3 separate regions of the Mus musculus genome follow, and regions 1 and 3 are each linked to region 2. Evidence: chromatin loops called from intact Hi-C (ENCODE). Cell type or tissue: heart. All regions are shown on one strand.

The links. A loop is a pair of places that touch in the nucleus more often than their neighbours do. Peaks named below come from ENCODE experiments on the same cell type or tissue, not always from the same donor. Only the 100,000 strongest peaks of a DNase experiment are listed, where the experiment ranks them.
Region 1: a loop joins it to region 2, with 2.0 times the contacts of the local background. A loop is called at or near these places in 2 of 42 quality-filtered maps.
Region 3: a loop joins it to region 2, with 6 times the contacts of the local background. A loop is called at or near these places in 19 of 42 quality-filtered maps.

What each region holds. Positions count from the first base shown.
Region 1 is chr9:75,143,843-75,151,842 of GRCm38, forward strand. It overlaps Myo5a (myosin VA), which reads left to right. Exons shown (of 41, transcript NM_010864.2): 9 at 231-337; 10 at 3,023-3,288; 11 at 4,014-4,095. Among named protein-coding and RNA genes, the nearest start is that of Myo5a, 77 kb to the left of the region's middle. In heart, no CTCF peak of the experiment used is centred here; no DNase peak of the experiment used is centred here.
Region 2 is chr9:75,045,399-75,053,398 of GRCm38, forward strand. It overlaps Arpp19 (cAMP-regulated phosphoprotein 19), which reads left to right. Exons shown (of 3, transcript NM_021548.4): 2 at 6,835-6,957. Gm51714 (a long non-coding RNA gene) reads right to left here and starts at 5,672. Exons shown (of 2, transcript XR_003948357.1): 1 at 1-5,672. In heart, a CTCF peak has its summit at 4,822 (motif pointing right); a DNase peak (open chromatin) is centred at 4,833.
Region 3 is chr9:75,277,181-75,285,180 of GRCm38, forward strand. Myo5c (myosin VC) reads left to right here. Exons shown (of 41, transcript NM_001081322.1): 23 at 1,045-1,138; 24 at 2,156-2,219; 25 at 4,656-4,836; 26 at 6,713-6,806; 27 at 6,967-7,030; 28 at 7,753-7,833. Among named protein-coding and RNA genes, the nearest start is that of Gnb5, 25 kb to the right of the region's middle. In heart, CTCF peaks have their summits at 3,833 (motif pointing left) and 5,825 (motif pointing right); no DNase peak of the experiment used is centred here; H3K27ac peaks cover 492 bases; H3K27me3 peaks cover 1,661 bases.

The DNA.
Region 1 (8,000 bases), 98 kb after region 2:
CCGTGTGTGATGTGGCAGGACATAGACCAGATTAGGCACACTGTACAACCCACATTGCTAAACTGCCTAGTATGTTACTGTCTCAAAGATGAAAGTGTTGTTATATGTGACTATGAATGTACTATGCACATCTGGCAATATTCAAGAATTAATAATAGACTTAAAATTTTCTTATAATTACTTTGTTGCTATTCTGACATCAATTGCTTGTTTACTCTATTCTATTCCAGGAATTAGTGAATCTTACCAAATGGGAATTTTTCGAATACTTGCTGGCATTCTTCACTTAGGCAATGTTGGATTTGCATCTCGGGATTCAGACAGCTGCACAATACCTGTAAGTTCAGAACAAGCTTAATGCGATGGTGGCCTGTGTATTAGTTTTGTTTGTTTGTTTGTTTGTTTGTTTCTTTTACTACTGGGGCTAGAACAAGTAGAACAAGCTAGGGGTCTCTGCACATGCTAGGCAATCACTGTATTTGTAACATGCCACCATGTTAGTCTTTTTGAACATGATTTTGGGGGGCAAATTCAGGTCTACTTTATCTACTGAGCCATCTCCCTAGATCTACAGTAGATTTAATTGCTTCATTTATTTGTTTATTTATTATTTTATTTATTCTGTGTTTGTACACATGTATAAGCACACAGGTACACAAAGCTGTATGTGTACAGAGGCCAGAAGAGGACATTGGATCTCTTAGAGCTAGAGGTTCAGGCAGTAGCTTATTACATGGGTGCAGGAACGCAAACTCCAGTCCTGATATTTTGTGGCAAGTACTTTTCACTGCTGACCTATCTATTCAACCCTGTTATTTTTACTTGTGTGTTTGTGTGTGTGTGTGTGTATGTGAGTGCTGGCATGTATGTGCCACACATGTGGAATCCAAAGTACAACATTTGGGAGTCAGTTCTCCTCTTCCACCCCATTGAGGCAGGTCTCTCTTGTTGCTACCTGCTCATGGTATTCTAGACCGGGAACCTTTGGCCAGTTCTCCTGCCTTGGCTTTCCATTTCATTGTGGAGTACTGACTGGGATTAGAGATGATTGCCATCATGCCCAGCTTTTTACCTGTGTCCTGGAGATTGAACGTAGGTCATCAGGCTTGTGTGGCTTCAAGCTCTTTTGCCCACTTACCCATCTCTCTGGCCTAGTAGTTTTTAAAGATGAAAATGATGGCTCTGATTTAAACCTCTAATTTCTTTTAAGAAAATAATCACACACACCCCCACCCACTCTTTTTTCAAAATAGAGTCTTGTCTGTGGCCCAGGCCGGCCTCAAACTTGTGACAATCTGGGATTACAGGAGTGCATAATCACACCTAGCACCAGTTTTTTGTTTTCGTTTTGTTTTGTTTTGTTTCCAAAAGCATATTTTATTGAGATATAATTTAGCAACACCAATATATGGCTGTGATTATGCTCATAGATATGTTCAACCATAAGTACGTTCACAGGCAGCTGAAACGACTTTCAGAAAGAAGCCTGGGCACCTTGCCTGTAGCCAACTTTACTCCTATCTCCTCAACTCGACAACCTGAGTCTACGTCTTGCCTCTGGCGAGTTATGTACCCTGGATGTTAATAGAAATTGAATCATGCGATATGTGGCCTTTCAAAGTTGTTTCATGCTGTAGCACATATCACTCCTTCATGATTGATAGGTGCTGTAAGTGAAGGTACTGATTTGAATCTGAAGTGATGACCTCAGGTTTTAATGACAATGGTGATATGAACGAGCCATGTGATTATTGTTGTCAGGTTGTTTGTTCTCTTGGATCTCATTTCCTCAGTTTTCACTGAGAGATGATGTAAAATCTGCCCACTCCCCAGGAATGTTGTCAGATGCAAGATACGGGAAAATAAAATACAGCAATATAGATTAAACAAGACAAGTATTTAGCAACCTCACTCATATAAGATCCACAGAAGATATGTAAGGGATTCAGGGATATGTTAGTCATTAAAGAATTCCAACCTAAAAGCCCTTCAAATGACATCAGACTGTCTACTTCAAGCCTCTTCAGACCTTCTGTGGCCTGAGGATGAAGGTCAATCGTGTTCTCTGGCTTCATTTTGTACATTTTCTGCTTTACTTAGCCTTACTTCCTCCTCTTGCTAGTTTCCCTCCTACTACTTTTTTTTTTAAATCTTGCTGTTACTTCAACTTAGACAGCTTTTCTCTTGACCAAGAAGTACCCGCTATTCTTTCATACCCTAATCTATTATCTAAGGTAATTGTCTCCTGCCTTGATAGAGAGAACTCCCCTCCTGTGGATTTTCAGCACTGTGTCTGTCTCTTTTCAGTGTTTTACAGGTCAATAAGTATGTCCCCCTTAAGACTGCAGACACTTGGTGTTGCTATGATCAGACATCATGAACAAGGCAACTTATAGAAGAAACAATATATTTGGGGCTTATAGTTTCAGAGAATGAGTCCATGACTGTCACACAGGGAGCGTGGCAGCAGGCAGACACGCATGGCAGTAATGGCAGTAGCTAAGAGCTTATGTCTTGATCCACATGCACAAGGTAGAGAAGAGACGCTGGGAGTGGTGTGAGTGTTTGAAACCTCCAGATCTGCTCCCAGTAACACACCTCCGTCAAGAATGGCATACCTCCCAATCATCTGCAAACAGTTCCACTAACTGAGGATCAAGTATTGAGATACATGATCTGCTGAGATCCATTCGCATTCAAACCACACAGGAGCTATGCTTGTTTAATAGCACAGATTTGATGGCCACCTGACAAGATTTCTGATTGAGTGATTGAATATAACCTAAGAGAGAGACAGACAAATCTATGAAAAACCAAGAAAGTTTTTTGTTTAAAATGAGCCCTACAAGATATTACAAAGTGACTTCCAGATCCTAGGCTATGAATGCTTCTGATTATACTCACTGATCAGGTGTGAGTGATGTTGATGTCCATTTGACAAAGATAGTGCTGAATTGTGTGACTTTTTCCAGAAATTATTCTTTGATTTGGCCATAGGCAATAACACATTCTCTTTTGGTAGCCCAAGCACGAACCTCTTACCATCTTCTGTGACCTTATGGGTGTGGATTATGAAGAGATGTGTCACTGGCTCTGCCACCGAAAGCTGGCTACTGCCACAGAGACATACATCAAGCCCATCTCCAAGCTGCAGGCCACAAATGCCCGAGATGCTTTAGCAAAGCACATCTATGCAAAGCTCTTTAACTGGATTGTTGACCACGTCAATCAGGCTCTCCATTCTGCTGTCAAGCAGCACTCTTTCATCGGCGTGCTGGACATCTATGGGTGAGTGCATTTGGCTGGCTGCCCTACTCTGCTGGAAAGCAGTTGTTTGTTTGGGGGTATTTTGTACCTCTGAGCACTGTTTAATTTTGTTTTCTACTGGAGAAGAGAAGGAAATCCTAACTTATAACCATTCAGAAGTGTCTTTGATAATGGAGATATAATGATGCAAAAAAAAAAAAAACCCTTACACATTGCTTAAACAAAAATTAACTCAGCTCCAGAATCTATCTACAAAGCTAATAGATTGAATTAATTGGTTTTCACACTCTTATATGGCAAATTATTGAATTTCTAAAAATATGATTTCATTTCTAGTTGCATTCTGTAACATTGATATTTTTTGTACATGGACTTGTTTGGCAGCTAATTTTTCACTCTCTGGTTCAGATTTTCAGAAGAACCTGTTAGGTTTCTGTTTCTACCTCCCACTTCTCTGTGAAATGTTTGGAGTATAAATTGACAGGAACTGTTGCTTTAGCATTGATTTGTTGTTTCCTACTGGATATGAAGGGGCCTCAAAAAGCCAAGGCTATACATCCTTAGGCAGGACTGTCTCAGCTGATGCTCATCCTGTGCTGACTCTCCAACTTACAGACTTTTATCAGATATGGAGAAGATAATGTTAAGAGACTTCACATTTTTCTCTTTCAAGTGTGCATATTTTAAATATTTTTTTAAAACTGTTCTTTTTCTTTTCTTCCTACCTTATATTTTTGGTATTACAGATTTGAAACATTTGAAATAAATAGTTTTGAACAGTTCTGCATAAATTATGCAAATGAAAAACTACAACAACAATTCAACATGGTAAGAATTTTCTTTCTTGAATAAGATTCTTCTACAAACTTTCCTTTTGAATTCTTAGTCTAAAAAAAAAAAAAAAAAGCTTGGTCTTTGAAATAAACTCCTGAACTGTAGTTCTTTTTTCTCTTCTTTTATTAAATATTTTCTTTATTTACATTTCAGATTTTATCCCCTTACCTGGTTTCCCTCCAGAATCCCCATCCCACCCCCTCCCCCTGCTTCTGCTTCTATAAGGGTGTTCTCTTACCCACCCACCAACTCCTGCCTCCCCACCCTGGCATTCCCCTACACTGGGGCATCAAGCCTTCACAGGACCAAGGGCCTCTCCTCCCATTGAAGTTTGACAAGACCATCCTCTGCTACATATGCAGCTGAAGCCATGGATCCCTCCATGTGTACTCTTTGGCTGATGGTTTAGTCCCTGGAAGTTCTGTGAGGTCTTGTTGGTTGATATTGTTGTTCTTCCTATGGGGTTGCAAACCCCTTCAGCTCCTTCAGTCCTTTCTCTGACTTCTCCATTGGGGATCCTGTGCTCAGTCCAATGGTTGGCTGTGAGCATCAACCTCTGTATTTGTCAGGCACTGGAAGAGCCTCTCAGGAGACAGCTATATCAGGCTCCTGTCCGCAAGCACTTCTTGGCATCGACAATAGTGTCTGGGTTTGGTGACTGTATATGGGATGGATCCCCAGGTGGGGTAGTCTCTCCTCCACACTTTGTCTCTATATTTGCTCCTATGAGTATTTATTCTGTTCCCCCTTCTAAGAAGGACTGAACTGTAATTCTTATAATGGATTTAGAGTAGGGAAACTGCCAGGGAACAGAGTTTGGAACAATGTTACAAATTAATATAACATTAAAAAATGTTCAAAGGTTATCCCTTATCTGGAATAATGAACATTTGGGACAAATAATTTGAATGAGAGATTCAAGAAGTGGGGCAGGCACTACTATTGAGTCCTTCTATTCCTGTTTAGACACCAACTAAATGTGGGGTTATAACTAACACCATTTGCTATGTTAGGAAGATGTCAGAATTTTACAAATGATCTTTTCAGTAGCCTGTTTTTTTCACTGAGGCAATGGCAGTGGGTATATTTTAGGAGGGGCTTACACTAACTTTGAGCTAACCTCCCTCCTCTGCATTCCAAGTATTAGATTACAGACTTGCCACCACCATATCACCCAGTTTAAACAGAGATAGTTCTTTGCCTGAAATAAATGCTAAATTTCTCTCAAAATGATCTATGCTTTAGTATATAAATTTCTGCAATAGTGTAAAACAGTAAATTGTGCTTGAAAAACATTCTTTTTATTTTCAGAAAACAAAGATCATTGTAGTTGGTAAAGCTAGAGACAGTACAGTTCATTTTTTAGGTTTTGTTGAGTCCTTTAAAGAAGTTTCAGCTATGACAGAATACTGTGCTATTTTTAGATGCTGCTTGTTTTCAAACTTTATTTTCTATGATATAGAAACCTTTTACATAAAGACCAATAACTGGGGAAAACAAAGACAAAACTTCAAATTGAGAAGTCAAAAAAGGCTGATAAGCATATTTTTTCTAAACATTTTCTTAAACAATGATTTTCTTATTTTTATTTTATGTACATTGGTGTTTTACATGTATATATGTCTGTGTAAGGTTGCTGGATCCTCTGGAACTGGAGTTATAGACAATTGTGGGTGCTGGGAATTGAACCCTGGGCCCTTTGGAAGGGTAGTCAGTGCTCTTAACCACTAAGCCATATCTCCAGCTCTCTGATTAGTATATTCTTTTAAAATTTGAAATAAATACTAAAAAATATAGCAAAGAAAATTTAAAGTTTCTGATTGTAGGCAGCCAGATTGGAGTTGTGTGCATTTGGGACTAAAATTTTAACTAAGGTGTTTGACATTGCAAAATATAAGTACTTTGATAAACATTTAACTATCTTTGTTTAGCAAGTAAAGCTGTTTCACTGTTTGATACAGGTTGATTAAGGTTTTCCATAATAACAGGACTCATTTTTGACCAGTTAAGCATAGTTGTGAGCTACCTGTGAGTACTAGGAACTGAACTGAGGTCCTGCGCAAGAGCAACAGGTGCTCTTAACCACTGAGCCAGCTCTCCAGCCCCCAAATCCACAATTCTCAAATATTCCTTGTTTACCCCTTTATAAATAAAAATAACAACACATTTGTTCATTACAATTATATGGATGGTTTTTTGTTTTTTGTTTTTTGAGACAGGGTTTCCCTGGGTCGCTCTGGCTGTCCTGAAACTCACTCTGTAGACCAGGCTGGCCTTAAACTCACAGTCATCTGCCTGCTTCTCCCTCCAGAGTGCTGGGATCAAAGGCATGCACCACCACTGCCTGGCTTAGATGATCTTTTTGATCAAGGATTATTACTGCAAATGAACTAAGTATAACCATAAGTGTAGAATATAATGGGAAAGTTCCAAGTACACAAAGAGTGAGTGAGAGTATCAAAAATCTCTCTGTCACCTTTGAGTTCTAAAACTTGGGGTCCAAGAAAATAGGTATTGTTAGACCACAGCCACAAAAAGTTAGTTTTTCTAGGAAAAAGAAAAATTGGCAAGAAAGAATGAGTCAGAGGATCCAGAAGAAATAGGTAAAGAGAAATTTAAGAGCCAGTAGTGGTCATTAATGTCTGTAGTGAGACTAGAAGCTGTGATATCAGCCAACTTGGCTGGAGCAGCAGGCTGAAGCAGAGGCAGTGGTTGGGTTGCCTCCCCACCTGGACCAGTTTAGTTTTTATTCATATTCAGAACTTGATCACAAGCCCTTCCCCAGGGAAACCTCCCCAAACACCATATCCGAACTAGATGAGGACTTTTGTTATTCTTTTTCATAATATGGTACCTGCGCTTTTATGTAGACTTATATACTTTTTTAAAACGTATTTTATTTAAGGTTCTTAAATGCTTCAACCCCATCAACCACGGGTAGGGGATAAAGAAGGTTAGTAGGAAAAGGGTTTTGTGTACCTGTTTAGAAGTAGTTACTTGGGGCAACTCCACTCTTCATTTTTAGGATACCAGCAGTCTAGTTCAATAGCAAACACCAAACACAAATCAGTAGTGGCAGGGTGATCTAGGAGAAACGGCAAGGCTCCACCTAGTCTGCACGAGTCAGAAGTGGCAGAATCAGCTGGAACACCAGGAGACGTTCTTTAGCATGTTTCTCTCTATGAAGTGAAGACCAGCAAAGACCACCGAAGCACTGCATGCCATAGCAATGCAAGAGCATCCTCCCGCTGTTTTTTTTTTAAACATCACACATCACACACCCTCTCAAGTATCTGTTTTAGGCAAAATATCACATGCCCTCTCACAAGATAGCTTCCAGGAAAATACCATGTGACACAACTGAGTTATTAAAGAAACCTGAAATTTCCACCTCACTTTTATTCTGTAACTATTTGATGTCTGCTAGTTCTCTCCCAGTTCACACGTGCAGCATCCCTGTCTGTACTGTTGATCACAGGCGGTGACTGACACATAGTATAGACTCAGTACATAGTCTGACTAAAGAGTGAATGGGGGAAGAGAAGGGGTGCTGTGGATGGTACACATATATTTAAAAATCACAAGGACTGTTGTATGTATCTGCCATTCAAAACATATCTAGGCCTGATGTGGTGATGTATGCCTGTAATCTCAGCACCTGCAAGACTAAGGCAGAGTGCAAATTCACATCTGGCCTGGGCTACATAAAGAATCTCAGGCTAACCTGGTTTACATATTGATAACCTTTCTGAATATAACAAAAAATTAGATTGCATGCTTAGATTTATTTTTTTATGATGAATGCGTATAGCTAAGGCTTTCTGTACATGGTTTCTGCCTTTTCATGAGGCTATTGTTACTGAGAGCCATGAGCTATAGAAGTGTGCTCCTTGATGACA
Region 2 (8,000 bases):
GTCAGGTTGGTTGATATTGTTGTTCTTCCTATGAGATTGCAAGCCCCTTCAGCTCCTTCAGTCCTTTCTCTAGCTCTTCTGCTGGGGTCCCTGAATGCTCAGCTTTTAACGTGGTCTAATTTTGTAGCCCTGGCTGGCCTAGAAAGTGCTAGGATGCCTAAGCTGTCCTCAAACTTGCAATCTTGCCTGGACTGCTTGGCTCTTCCCTTTGTTTTGTTGCTCTACTACTTTGTCTTCACTAATTTCTCCTTTTTAGTTCCTTTCAACTAGTTTCTTTGCTTATTGTCCTTCCCCGCCTGCTGCTGTGGATTAAACTCAGGTCTTCCTGCTTGCCATGCTACTGGTCTACCACTAAGTTAAGTCTGTAGACATATACAACATACACAGTCTTTGTGAGAGTTCCTTTCGTTTTGAGGCAGAGTATCACTGCTCAGGCTGGCCCAGAACTCACCCGCTGACTCACACACACAATTAACACACACTCTCTCTCTCTCTTTCTCTCTCTCTCACTCACTCATTCACTCTAAAATATCTTATCTGGGACTGGTGAGATGGCTTGGAGTGTTAAGGTTCTTGCCTCCAAGCCTGACAACTTGAGTTTGATCTCCAGATCCCACATGGTGGAAAGAGAACAGACTCCTACAGGTTATATCCTCTGACTACCACACGTTATTGTGACATGCACATGCCTCCACACTCACATACATAAATAAATGTAAAAACAGTTACTTGGATCTATCTATCTCTATCTAGATCTAGATATGAAATCAAGTACTTCAGTTACTTGTAAGGTAAAATGCTCTCTGCTTTGGGGAAGGTCTCAGTAAGCTTACCCAGGCTCACCCTCTCAAGTCATCTCTGGCTCCGAGACCAGAACTAGATGTATCTGCAACCACACCCAAGTAATGATGTCTACCTGGTACATAAATGTGCTGGTTTCAGCCTCTTTTCTTCTTGCCTAACAGGTTGTTAGCTGCTCACATGGATTAATATGGGAGAGACCAGAGTTTCTAGGATCTGCCTAAATTCAGACAGAAATTATTCTTTGTAGCAGCAGAGTCCACAGTAACCACCTTCTCTGTCCCTGACACTGCTCATAGTTGAATTAGCAGAAATTATCACTGAAACCTTGCTGACATGCCAATCATCTCCAAGGTGGAGATTCCAAAGCCCAGGCTTTCACTCCTTAGGTTAGTGCAGATTCTATGTAAACAGCCCTATTCCTGAGTGGGCTTCTAATGCTGGTTAGGTTTTCTTCAAGGACAAAATAGTAGTGATTTTCTTCAAACCCTATTGTAGTTCTAGGACCTACCTGCAAGGATCAGGCATCTGTGTGCAGGTTATATAGGGCACAGGCTTGTGCCTTATCATTATTGGAGACTAGTAAATAGCAATTGCTATCCCATGCCCACCATGGGAACTACAGAGAGCAAGGCCTCTGTATTTCCTTTTGTTTTGTTTGTCTTTTTGAGACAGTTTCTTTGTGTAGCTCTAGCTGTTCTGGAACTCTTCTTCTGTAGACCAGGCTGGCCTCCAACTCAGAAATCCACTTGCTTCTCTGCTATGATAAAGGCCTGTGCCACTTCCACCTACCTGGCTTGCTTCTGTATTTCTAATTATACTTTTGTCTAGGATCTATGTTTCTCATTATTGATAACAGTTGCACTAGCTCTTTTATTTGGTTAGGTCTTACCTAGTATGTTATCTCCCCTGGGTTATTTTCTGCCTATGTCACTTACTTTTAAATTTTACTCAGTAAGTAGTAGTTTTTTTTTTTTTTTAAATCCAGCTATGACTTTATATCTGTTGATTTATTTGCTTATTTTGGCCTTTTGAGCAGGTTGTCCTGGAACATGTTCCACTAACCAAGCTTGTGAACTTTCAGCAATCCTTTTGGCTCTGTCTCTTGAACACTGGGATTACAAGCATGACTTATCTCTCCTAGCTTCCAGACACAGATGTAAATGGACAGGCCATCTTGTGATCATTAACACTTTAGGATTTTTTTTTCTTCTATCTCACCTTTGCTTTTTTTTTTATTGCATTATGTTTGTATTCTGTCCCTTTGTTATTGTATATGCGAGCATGCATGTTGTATCTATCTAGTCCCATTATTGTTTCATTAATGTCCCCTGTTGATTTTCTTTCTCTACTATTAAACTACCAATTTGGAAGTTTTATGCTTTATTTTTGTTTAGTTAGTCCCCTTTAAAATCTCCTTATATCCTGGTTGGTGGTGGCACATGCCTTTAAAGCACTTGGAAGGCAGAGGCAGGCTTATCTCTGTGAATTTAAGGCCAGCCTGGTCTATAGATGGAGTTTCAGGACAGCCAGGGCTACACAAAATGACTGTCTGGAAAAAAAAAAAGAAAGAAAGAAAGAAAGAAAGAAAGAAAGAAAGAAAGAAAACTTTATTATGCATCTTTATCAAACTGTTAATTGAATATGATGACTTCTGTATTAATTTCTTTTCTCATGGCTCTGACTCAGTAGCAGAAGAAAGTAACTTAGAGCAAGGGTTTATCTTTGCTCTGAGGTTGAAGATGCAGTCCACATGAACCAATGCACTTAGAGCCAGGAAGCAGAGATGAACTTTGGTGTTCACCCTTCCTCCTTTTCCTTATCCCCAATATTTAGTGTAAGTGCATGTGTGTGTGCTGTGTGTTAAGTGTACATGTGAAGGCCAGAGGAGGGCATCACACACAGCCCCTGGAACTGGAGTGACAAGTGCTCGTGCAGCACCTGCCTTATTACTTGGGTGTCAGGATCCAAATTCCAGTCTTCACAACTGCACAGTTTCGCTTAGACCACTGAGCAATCTCTTTAGTCTACTTCCCTTTTTAAAACACACAGTCTAGGACCCCAGCCTATGAAATGATATTGACAACATCTAGGGTAGATCTTGCCTCCTAGTTAATCCATCCACAAGCTATCTTATAGATGTGCCTAGAGAGTCTGTGACTGTCAAGTTTGACAGTCAGAATAAGCCATCATGGCTGTTCCAAATTACAAACATGTACATTTAAAAAATACTATTCTATTATGTATTTTTCTTTTTGTCTGATTTTGTTTTTGCAGCACTTGGAATTGAACCTGTTGCCCTGCCCTTTCTTGGCAGTGCTCCATACTAAGCTACACCCCAGCCCTTTATTGTTGCCTGCCCTCTCTCCCTCTCAAATGATAAAATTGTGTGCTCTCTGACACTGGCTACATCCCAGGCCTTGTTTTTACCCCTTTGCAAAAGACATCCGGGGTGTAATATTTAATTTATGAATATGTATCCTATTTTTTGTTTGTTTGCTTTATATTTCCTTCTCTTTATCTCAAGCCTTCCCCCCACCCCTTCTTCACAGTTTGTTTTCATCCTTAGCTACAATAAATGTTCGGGAATATCTTTAATGTGTAAGAACCTGTATCCTTAGCAATTCTGTGTCCTCTAACATGTTTTAGCATAACCACAAGTATAAATTATTTCACTTGATTTTTGTTAAGCATTATATGAGGAAGACAAAAACAAAAGCTACATGTTTCAAACAGAAAGGAAATGTTTTGAGGTGCTAGGTTACAAATTCTTGAAAGAGTTGGAAGAACAGAAGGGGAAAAAAAAGAAATGTTTTTAGAGACAGGGATTGAAGAATGTCTCTGACTTAGGAATGAGTCCTGTTTGGAGCCTGCCATCTTCTATCCAACTGCCATGTGGCTTCTACAGGAGCCCTGATTGTCTGTGGATACCCCACTGTAGGAACTCACAAGGGCCTACTGCTCTGTAACAGTGTGATCAAGAGAAGAATGCTTCTTTTCTTCCACACTTGTTCATCTGCTGTGGCTATCATTGGCTACCTAATAGTAATGCGGTTTGGGAAATGTAGTTTTAGCCTTCTGTTTATACTGTTTGAGGAAGTACGTAGGGAAGAGCAAGAGTGGCTGAATGCCAGCACCACAGTGCCCCCACCCCATGAGTGTGTCTTTATAAGCAAATCTATAGCTGTGGTAGAATGTTAGTGAATGTCCAGCAATTCGGACTTTCTTAATGTAAGGTCCTGCATCTGCACTAGGTTAAGAATGTTTTTGTATAGTTCATGAGATGTATTGTGGAAGTCTTGATAGTGCTTAACTACATTTTAAAGTGTAGCTTAGGCCAGTCTTTTCCTAACTTTCTTTTCACTTGTTGGATACAGACCAAAGTTTGAAAACATCTAAGATTGTACTGGCAGGAGGACTTATTAATTATGTTGTATATTGACAAGAAAGTTGAAGAATTGGAGTCCCTTTTTTCTTCCCCCATCCTTCACTCTCCGTCTTACCTCTCTCCTCTCACTACCCCCTCCTTGATTAGTCTCAAACTCTCGAGCTCTCAGGTTCAAGTAGATATCATAAATGTGTTTGGTTTTCTCATGAGAAAGTGCTTCTCTGTACACGTGGCTCCTGGAATCACTCTGTAGATCAGCCTGGCCTCATTTTTCTCTTGTGTGAGCATGAATGGGTGCATGTGTGCTCCAGCATACTTGAGAAGGTCAGGAGACTCAGTTCTCACCATCTACCATTAGTGTCAGAGATGAAACTCAGCTTGTCATATTTATGTCGCAAGCTCCTTCACCTGCTGCTGCATAATCGTTCTGGCCCAAGAAAATCTGGTTCTGGCCAAAAGGTTTGAAAGTGCTGGGACTAAAGGCCAACAGTTGATGGTGACACCTTTTCAATAAGCATTATCTAAAATGGGCAAACTAGAAAGGGAAACCTACAAGTAGGGTCTTTAATCCAGATTTGCTTTGACACTGCAGCTCTGAGAATGCCAGTGGGTGGCAGTAGATCTGTGTTGTGAAGGCTGAACCTGCCACTAGATGTCGCTAAGATTCTAGCACACCTTATTTTTGCATTGGTGTCTCCGGCTTTACATAAGTATATCTTCATATTCTGCTTGGTTAGGTTCCAATCTTAGGACAGAAATCATGTATAAAAATACATTTTGAAAAACTCCTTAAAGAACTTCCCCAGAATTCAGGAGGCAGATGAATTTCTGTGAGTTCAAGGCCAGGTCTTCATAGTGAGTTCCAGGTCAGCCAAAGCTACATAGTGAAACCGTGTCTCAAAGACAAACAACAACAAAACCAAAAAATCTTCTTTAAGAATGATAGTGCAGTTATTTTTCTGTGTAGACTTGAGCATATGACTATCAGCTGAGTGCCAGCTGAGGTGGTGGACTTGTGAAGGCTTAGCTTTTAACTGTGAGAATGATAGCAGCATATTGACATGTTCACACAGTGAACAATATCCAGGATATATATTGTGCACCTCACACTTAAACTTCTGGACATACCATTCTTGAATGTAAGGGCTGGAAAATCATTATTTAAAGTCTTATTGTGCTGAATACACAGGTAAATTTTGTATGGAGTACAGGTGTGAATCGCCACAGTAAGAGATTAGAAGATGAAGCTGCAGCCTAGAAAGGGAAAATACGGAAGCAGAATAGGTTAGGAATATGGAAAGGGATTTGACAACAGAAGGTATCTGCCATTAGCACTTTTTCCTACAAAATCCTCTTAAGACATAAAGTGGGGTATAAGGGAGTTGTTGAGGGTCAAGTGTTGATAATACATAAAGTGAATAAAAAATATATATACACACACACATACATATATATATAAAATTTTGAGGAAAGTACAAAAAAGACAGGGCAAAAATCTTCTAGATGAATTATTTACTTGCTATATAAGAACAGTTGGTTTGATATTTATAGATTTAACATTTCTGCTATTTTACTTCATAAATAACCTCAGAGACTCAAAATGTGCCAAAGTGTGATTTTGCCAGTTCAGAGAAATGAGTCTAATAGCTAAAAGTATCCTGGCCAGCTGGCCATCCTCCCGTCAAAGGAGACCTGTGATTTTATTGATCCATTGTTCTTGTTATGATATGATAAATTCTTTCCTGTAAAATAGCATTTTGAAGAATATATACTCAAACAAGATAGGTGTTTGAGAAAATATTTTCAAGATAGTAAGAAGACCAGCGGCATAAACGAGTGATAGAACATTAACTAGCGTACATGGGCCCCCAAGTTGCACTGGGGTGGAGGGGGTACATTTAATGACGACCTTTCCAAAAAACAGCCTCCAAAACCTAAAAGTATGTGGGGTTTTTTTGTTTTTTGTTTTTTTGACATGAACAGAATTTCCCCTTTTGTTGGTAGAAACAGGAACTTTCTCACTTGAGGCCAGCCTTGAACTTGCTATAGTCTTCCTGCCTCAGATTCCTGGGTGCTGTAATTACAGGGATGAACTCTCACACACAGCCAGATGTGAGGATTGATGAAAAAAAAATACCATTATCGATATCAAGGTCTTCTAAATTGATTTACTTAGGGAAAATATGCTAGTATTTGGGCTGTTGTTAATGTCTAGTAAAGAGTCTAAGGAGTTTAAAATCATACGTGATTTTAAATAAGGAAATCACAACGAACTTTTAGATTTTTGATAGTATTAGGAAAATTCTCTAAATATAGACAAAGAGCTGAAGAGTTCCATAGAAGGTGACTAATTTTGAATGTATTATACATGACTGGAAAGTAACTGCAAGCAAGACTTGAGAGCTGAGCTATCTCGGTATTTTTATCCAGTGTGTGGGGTGTTATACATGCATCACAGCTATAATAGAGCTATCACATGGGACATTCGAGAAAAAAGATAGAGGCGTTTGAAAGGTTCCTGGGCTTGATTTCTTAAAGGCTGTATTGCTTGGAGTTCAACAAGAAAGCCAGAGACTAGATATTAAAAGGTGAATTATTTTCAAAATTCAGTTGTAACAGAAATAATTTACTTGAAATTATTTCAGGAAATGGAAGATAAAGTAACTAGTCCAGAGAAAGCTGAAGAAGCAAAGTTAAAGGCAAGGTATCCTCACTTGGGACAAAAGCCTGGAGGGTCTGATTTTTTAAGGAAAAGATTGCAGAAAGGGGTAAGTTGCTGAGTGCTATCTTCACATGTTTTCCCTGTGAGCTCAGTGTGCTGACAAGCTGAGTTGAATGTCTGTGTCTTTATTCCTGTATTTCCAGGTGCATGTATCTCTGTCAATATTTCACATGGTTCATGTATGAAATGAATATGTATGAAAAGAAGCGATTACAATGTTTTAAATTAAACTGTAAAGTATTTCAAGTATGTACCATAGTATGGGTGATAATGTCAAAGAATTCTTACTTTGTCATCTTTGTAAAAACGTAAATGTAGGTATAACTCAAACCCACCCTGTATTTTCTATGTGGCCCCTTTCCCTCTTCTTTTCAAAAAGAAACACTGTCCAGAAACGGATATTTACCCCACCATCCTTATTAAAGCTTGCCTGTTTGAAAGCAAGTCTAATACAACATTCAGAGGCTTACGGTCCTTTGTATTTGGATGAAATGATCTCTTGTAAAATCATTTCATTTGCTTCATAGTTCCTTTAATAATTTTAGTAGTTCAAATTACTGAAAGCATTTTTCCCAGAGTCTTGTCTGCCTTTTTGAGGTAGAAGTCATTATTTCTTAGCATGGGAATATTAGTGCTACTTGTTTTTTAAATTTCCTCTCCTTCTGCTTGAAAAAATTAGAAATTTAGAATTAAAGCATATTTGAATTCTTTCTCATATCAGGATCAGAGAAATGATGGAGTATATGTGAAAGATAACTACATACTATATAAGATGCTAAGTACCTTAAATGTATTAGTATCTGCTATTTATATAAGAAACAAGTCTGTGGGTGTGCACTATAGTTACATATGTACTCCAAAACAGTGATTTTTAAAAGTATCAACAAATAATGTGGTTTAGTTTAAACATTAAAAAAATGAAAGGCTTATATCTTTCAAATAATAAAGAAAATAATATTAAATATAGAAAAATGCAGAAATTCTGTACTCTGAAACAGATTCAGAGTATTAATTGTATGGAAATTATTCCAAAACTTAAAAACATTAGCATAGCTCTAAATAAAGAAATTTTACAAGAACTACAACTGT
Region 3 (8,000 bases), 230 kb after region 2:
GGGCTTCACAGCACTGACAAGGGAGCCCAGAGGGCTGGACCCTGAGGAGGGGGTCAGCTTCCTTCCCTGTCCGCCTTTACAAGCTGACACAGACCCAAGGAGCACAGCTGGCTGATTCCTCTTCCCTCTGTCACTTGTCCACCTGCATGAGCCCTGGGGGCCTCCTTTCCCTGATCTGTGACTCAGGGTTTGGGGAAGATTTTTCTCTCTTGTGGTCTAGTGAGAAATCCCAGCATCCTTGATGAACATCCTAACTTAGCTGCTGGCTAGTTGTGCAGCTTGGCCGAGTCACTGACCCTCTGAACTTTAGTTTTCTCATGTTTGAAATAGAAATGACCAAAGGGGGCTGGAAAAAGATTTACGGGTAAAGTTTTCATGTGAAATCATTTAGCCAGTGTCCACCATGGGCCCCCCACAGGCATGAACGGGTGCATTCTAGCATTTTCTAACAGAGTTTCTTTCGTTACTGTCTGTTCTCCTGTGCCTTCCAAAGTCTTGAGGCTCCCACATCTGTAGCCATAAGTCCCTGAGTGCTTCCCTATGGCTTCTCTGTGACCTAGTGCACGGGGGTGCCCATACTGCTGCTGTGGCCCTTGCTGGCTCTGCCAGTCATGGCCATCACTACCAAAGGGTCCACACTTCCAGTTCTGCAGGCCTATCATCAAGAAAGGCTGAAATAACAGACTGTGCCCTGTTCCCCTTCTTTCTGAGTCACAGCAGTCTCAAAATGTGAATCCACCGTGTGTTGTGAACTAAGATGTTAATTAATAAACTACCCTGGGTACCCAGAGCTCGGGAGAGGCCTGAGACACTCCTTGGACTTGGGCTCTTCTCCCAGATGTCAGCTGTCAGTCATGGCTGGGGAGATGTGAGGACTGATGTCTGATTTGAAGTCCCCTTGGGTCCCTGATTCTGTGACTGATACAGACTGTTAATACTGGCTGAGCCAAGCATATGTGATTGAAGACTTCAGCACAGAGCTTGTCACCCGGGGCCAGTGTCAGGGACTTATCATGGTCTCCTCCTGTCCCTTCCCTTCACTAGAGGTTGTCAAAGCTGCAGAAGCACAATGCAGAGCTGGAGCTGCAGAGAGAGCGAGCAGAGCAGATGCTGCAAGAGAAGTCTGAGGAGCTAAAAGGTAGCCAGTGCTGGGTGTCACTCAGCACTGTGGGTACAACGGGGTCTCCGGTGTGTAATTGGTACATCATGCATCAGGGGGACAAGTGTGTATAAAAGGTGTGCATTTCACCCTGTCTGTGCCTCATAACCAGCGGCCCGGAGTGACCTCATAACCCACAGAAGAGAGTGTGAGTATGTAGTGTATTGTATGTTTGTGTGTACAGTTGTTCATATGTGTATGAGTGGGTGAGACTTTGAGTGTATATGAGAATTATGTGTAAGAGTGTGTGAGTGTATGAGAACTTGTAAGAGTGGGTGTGTAAGAGTGTTCATGAGCCTTCATGAGTAACTATGTGGAGATGTGTGTATGAGTGTGTGTGTCTTATGGGTGTATGTATGAGTGTATGCAAGTGTGTAAGAGTCTCATGAGTGGCTTGAGGGACCTTGCCTATGCTCGGACCCAGCATGTAGACTAAAGGGGCACCAGGCCTGGGGTGCAGGGCTGAGTGGAGGAGCAGTCCAAGGTGGAGGGGAGGTAGTCGGTGCCTCTAGGCCAGGTTGGGACAGGACTTCCTGCAAGAAGGCTCACCCTGACTGTGGTCCAGGCTTTGGAGCCCTCTGGAGTCAGGGAGGAGTAGAGATGTTGAGGAGGAACCTGGAACCTGGGCAGGGAGGGGCTCACCCCACTGAAATGCTTTTTATTATACCACCCTTGAGTGGTTGCTTTGTGGAAGGGGGGGCATCTAACTTCTTTAAGTGAAGTTTTCCATAACATTTAAATTCTCAGAAATTTATCTGAGAAACTGCCTATTCGGTACCAGTAGCATGTCTGGGTGGATACTTTTAGTAGAGTTGTTATTTTTAAAGCCCCTAACCTACTTCTCTAGTTTATGAGAATAAACTATGAGAAGACTCTCCTGTTCCCTTGCCTTGAGTCTCCTCAGTAACAAACCCTCCAAGGTGGTTCTGAAGTGTGAGAGAGACACTTAAGTCGTTGTCTTGCAGGATTGTTTCAAAGACTGTTCTCTGTCCACAGAAAAAATGGACAAGCTCACCAGGCAGCTGTTTGATGATGTGCAGAAAGAAGAACAGCAAAGACTGTAAGAAATGCTTGCCTCGAGCTACCATGACCCTCACTCAGCTGGTCCATCCCTTCCCTTTCTCCTTTTCTCTCCCTCCCTTCTCTCCCCTTTTTCCTTTCCCTCCCCTCCCCTTCCCCTTCTCTCCCCCCTTCCCTTTCTTTCCCTTGTCTTCCCTTGTCTTGTCTTGTCTTTTCTTTGTTTATGACATGATCCCAGGTATCACTGGCTAGCCTTGAACCTCCTACATAGCCAAGGATGCCCTTGAACCTCTGACCCACCGCCTCCCTCTCTGTGCAGTACAACTGCTGGTTTATGCATTGCTGGGAGCGGATCCTAGGGCTTTGGGCTCACTAGGCAAGTCCTCCATCAACAGAGCTATGTTCCCATCCACTCTCTGCTCTTTTCTGGTTTGCTTCTCAACTTGCAGCTAATATAATCCAGATCCTGGCAGGTAAGGTATGGATGTTTTTAAGAAGTCGGATTTTTAGACTTTCAGGGCCTTTTCTACAGTGTACAGCCTCAAATGATGCCCATGCTCTGAACTGTCCATAGCGCTCCGGCTGATGGATCCTCACTGGTCCCATGGCCTTTGTTTGGATCAGGCCCCTTCCGATCGATCTCAATTATAAACCATCCGCTAATTCTCAGAGATTCCAGTCTGGGCTCCTTTTCTCAGAAGGAGTCCATGCTTTATAGATCTAAGTCAGAATGATGGAGAGATGTGGAATGTTCTTGGGAGACAGAATCTCAGGGAAGCCTGGGGCGATGAGGTACTGCTTCCCAATGCAGTTAGCAGAAGACCATGGTCTAGGCAAGCCGGTGGGTAAGGAAACTTCCAAAGATGGAGGAGCCAGCTGCACAGGTAGCCCTGAGCTCCTATGTCTTCTCCTGCCTGAGCGAGGCTGTGCAGGCCTCTCAAGTGAGCAAAGCTGTGTCTGCCTTAGGCCTCCTCACAGCTCCATTTGGCCCCTGGTCATCTATCTGTGTATGCTTGGTCCCTGCACAATCCTCAGAGGCACAAGCTACTTGCAGACTCAGCAGGTTCAGGCTTCGGATCTGAGGTTTGTTGTGCCTCAGGCTCCAGGTTTAGTTTGGGTTTTGGTTTTTACTGGCATCTTGAGAATACTGTAGTCGGTTTTGGGAGGGGGAGGTGTGTTAGAAAGATTAAAGGTTTATTAATATCTACAAAAAGAGATGAAACAGAAGTCTTTGCAGAGCATGGGTCTCTTCCTCAAAGTCTCCTCTTTGGGCTATTGGAGCAAATAAATCAAGGCTCTGGGTCAACATCCCAGCAGTGTGAGAGACTGCAGGAAGCTCACAGAGCCCCTGGGGCTGCCTCAGTTCTGACCAGACCCTGTAGAATAAGCAAAGTTTGTCTGTGTCATGTGTCTCTTTATAGTTGTCGTCTTAGTTCATCACTACCTGTTCAATTCATCAACAAGGAATTCAGTTTCCACGTACTTTGGGGCACCTGGCTTTTGCCGAAATACATTCTAAAATTCTTAAAACATGGACTGGAAAGATGGCTCCATAGTTAAGAGTGCTTGCTGAGCAACCAGAATCAATTCCCAGCACTTATGTAAGCTGGGTGTCCAAAGATACCTGTATCTCTAACTCAGAGGGGTGTGGCGCCCTCTTCTGGCCTCTGTGTGCAAAGGTGCAAGCATCGGGGTTCACTTCTGCATACACTTACACAGACACCTGCTTTCACACATAGAGACATGTAGACACAGACAGACAGACAGACAGACAGGCAGACAGACAGACAGACGATGGATGATTTTTAAATTTCTTGGAAGGCAAGACCCCTGGATATAGAAATGGTCCTTATCTGAAGCTTGGGGCCAGAAGGGTTTTGGTTTCAGTTTTCCATATTTTGGAGACTTGGTGTAGACATCACTAAGAGAATACCCCTCCTCCTGCAGTCCCAAACCCTAAATGTTTCAAAGATGGAAACTTCTCATTATCACACTGGTGGTGTAGTTCTGGATTTTACCATTTCTGATTTAATTTGGGGGTTTGGGATGCTCCACCCGTATTTTTTAAGGCCTTAATCAGACCTTGAGGGTGGATTTCTGAGAACTTAGAAGGGCCAGCACTTGACAGAATATGCCAGGTCTTTGCTGGGGGACATACATCCCACCCAGGGAACAATATGGCCCCCAGGCATGGCTTTGAGATCGCAACACTCCAGCACCTAGTGTGACTTGAAGTCCAGCCTCTCTGTCCTGTGCTCTGTGATCTTCATAGAGTTTCTCACACTGGGTGATCTAAGACATGGATTTTAGACTAAGAGAACAGGAAGCTGGCTACAGCGATGGCCCCAGTGGGTCCTAACACACCTCTTCCTTTGGTGTGGAGGTAGCTCCTCAATTTTTTCATAATATTGTATATTGTCTTGTTCAAAGACTATAAGAACAATTCTAAGTTAGATTTTCTCCTTTTACCATCTAGAGTTCTTGAAAAAGGTTTTGAGCTGAAAACACAAGCCTATGAGAAACAGATAGAGTCTCTGAGAGAAGAGATTAAAGCCCTCAAGGACGAGAGGTCGCAACTGCATCACCAGCTGGAGGAGGGACAGGTCACCTCTGACCGCCTGAAGGGGGAGGTGGCCCGCCTAAGCAAGCAGGCAAAGGTGTGTGCTGCCTTCTAGCTCCTCCAGAGATGCCCTTGATCTTCACAGAAACAGTAGAAATGCAGAGATTTGGGTACAGAGGGACCCCAGTGGGCTGTTCTTTTGTTAAGAGATTTATTAACACCAAAGAGGGGTTCTAAAGAGAGCTCAGAAGAGGCGTTGCTAGGGAACCCCTTCTTACAGATTCAGGCAAAATGAGGAGGATGGGTAGCCTGTACCCAGGTTATCCTGGATTCCTGGGTGGCAGGGGAGGAGGTATTGGTTCAGCCCTTTAGCTAAGTAAGATGTGTCCATCATACAGGAGGTGCCCCCTGTAACTCTGTCTTGCTAGGGTGTTTGGAAACAACCTTTGGGGAAGTGAGAGTCTGAGTCACAGAGGGTGCTCTCCTTTCTAGCCCCATCTTACTTTAACATCTATATATTCCCAAGGGATCAGACAACAGGAGCATCCATACAGACTGAAGGCACACAGCACCCGGGTACTCAGTTCTCTCCGTCCCAGCCTCTGGGCTGTCTGAAAATGTATTTCATATTTGAAAAGTCAGGTTCTAACACTCTAAGATTGTAACTATACAGTTACTTAAATAGATTGACTAAAAGAATACTACCTATTTAAGTTATAAATTCAGGTGAACCCTTATTGTTTATCATATTATAAACTTATGAATTCTTGTACTGAAGTGAAATTGTTGCTATCCACCATTTACACTGTTACATGAAAATTCACATGGGTGATCAGGAGGACTTCAGGTCTGGGGATGCAGCCTGATTAGTAGACTGCCTTTTTAGCACACAGGAGGCTCCAGCTTTGACTCCCAGAGCACCAAAGTCAGAAACAGTGTCGCACTTCTGTAATCCTAGCATGTGGGTGCTGGGAATCAAGCCCATGCCCTTTGGAAGAGCAGCCAGTGCTCTTAACTGTAGGGCCATCTCTCCAGGCTGATCTTAAATCGGGGGAACTGTGAGCCTGCACTTGGAGGGAGGCACCAGTAGATGTCACTCTCTTCCTCTGATGCTTTAAGAGGTCTGGTTTTCAGAGCTCTTGAAGGTCATTGTCAAGCTCTCTGTGATGCGATCTGAAGAAAATAAGGAAGTGTAAACATTACCTGAAATATGTAAAGAACCAAGAAAAGAACCAAGGCTTCAGCCTGGGCAGTCCTGTGAGCTTGACACATGATCCCAAATGTGTCATTTAACCTTCAGTTCATTTTCTAATCGATGCGGGCTCAGCTTGTTCCACTCACTTCGAGGCCTGCTAGGAGGACTAGGTGTCGAAGTGGAGCACTAGTATTTGATCCCCTCCCTCTCTGAATTGGGAGCTAGAACCTGTCAATACTCCGAATAACAATATTTGAGGAGGGCTTTTTACCCCTGCTACCCCTGAGAATATCTCTATCTGTCTTAGCTACAAAATATGAAAAATACCTTCCTCGAGATGAACTTGCAGAGTGAACAGAGGTGGATGCAGCCCCTTTAACAAGCAGAGATGCTCATGGGAAACTGTCCCTGGTGGTCTTCCCAGGCTGCTTAGCCTCCCCTGCCTCTGTGACAAAACGCCTCCTAGCAATGTACCTTCGCCTTCCGACCTGCAGTTTTACCCGTCTTGCCCTCTGCCTGTCTCATGGCAAACTTGTGATTGTTTCCTTCCGTTACAACAGGGAAGCTCATTCCTGCATCCAGGTAGGCCTGCAAACAGTTGCACAGTTGAGCTGCTTCAGGGCAAGATGTGAGGCTGTGAGAGTAGATAAGATTCCTGCTAGGAAGCCGCATGGAGGCGGGAGGCCACCATATGCTCTGTGACGGGGTGTGCCCTTGCCTGATGAGAAGTGTAACGGCTGTTTTCTCTGCACTGGATCTGTTTGCGGCTCTGATTTAGACCATCTCTGAGTTTGAGAAGGAGATAGAGCTGCTGCAAGCCCAGAAGATAGATGTGGAAAAGCACGTGCAGTCACAGAAACGGGAGATGAGAGGTACCAGGGGCATGGACTGGTTACTGGGTAGTCTGGGCAGCTTGCTAGTTGGATACCTAAGAGGGTGGCCAGCTGGTAGGCCGTAGAAACAACTGCAGAGATGCCATGGGGGTGAAGTCATGCCCAAATTCAATGTCTGCTGCTCTCTCTTTCCTTCTAGAACGGATGTCAGAGGTCACCAAGCAGCTTTTGGAGAGCTATGACATCGAAGATGTTAGAAGCAGGTAATCGATTTTACATTATCAGACATTTACAAATGTAAAACAGATTGGAGGCATGACTCGGCAAAGTGTTAACATGTGAGTGTGATCCCAAGAGTCCGTGCATTTCAGAAGAAGACTCACATGCGTGTAACCCACCAATGGGGAGGTAGAGACAGAAGAATCCCTGCACTTACCGAGAAGCTAGTGTAGCCTACTCAGTGAGGTCCAGGCCACTGAGAGACCCTGCTTCAAAATGGTCTTGGGGGTTGGAAAGACAGATGGTTTCGTGGGTAAGAGTGCTTGCTGCTCCTGCCGAGATCAGGTCCCTGCAGCCATGTCAGGTGACTCACAATCACCTGCAACTCCAGCTTCAAAGGGCATCTGATGCTGTGTTCAGGTCTCCACCAGCATCTACACACACACTCATACACACACACTCACACACACATGCACATTCACACACACACACTTATACACATGCACACTCACACATGCATGTGCACACTCACACCTACACACATGCACACACACTTACATACATGCACACTCACACACCTACACATATGCACACACACACAATGTGCACCCACACACATGCACACTTATGCACACTTACACATATGCACACTCACTCACTCACACACAATCTTTTATATAGCAAGGTGAACCACCCTGTAGGGACGACATACACAAGCCATGTAAAGGTGGGCAAGGCTTCTTTGCTCTCTTTCTTTGCTCTCCAGGCTCTCTGTGGAAGATCTGGAACATTTAAATGAAGATGGAGAACTTTGGTTTGCCTACGAAGGACTAAAGAAAGCAACTCGGTTAGACATTCCCTTGGGATTCTGGTGTGTTTGTTTGGCTTGGTTTGGTTTTCCAGAGACAATACAATGTTGAGAAGTTCACCTTGCCTAGAATTGACACGTGAAGTAAATTCTTATGGTAGAAGTGTCTAATAACCCCTAGAAAGACTCCTCTGAAAATGCAGTCG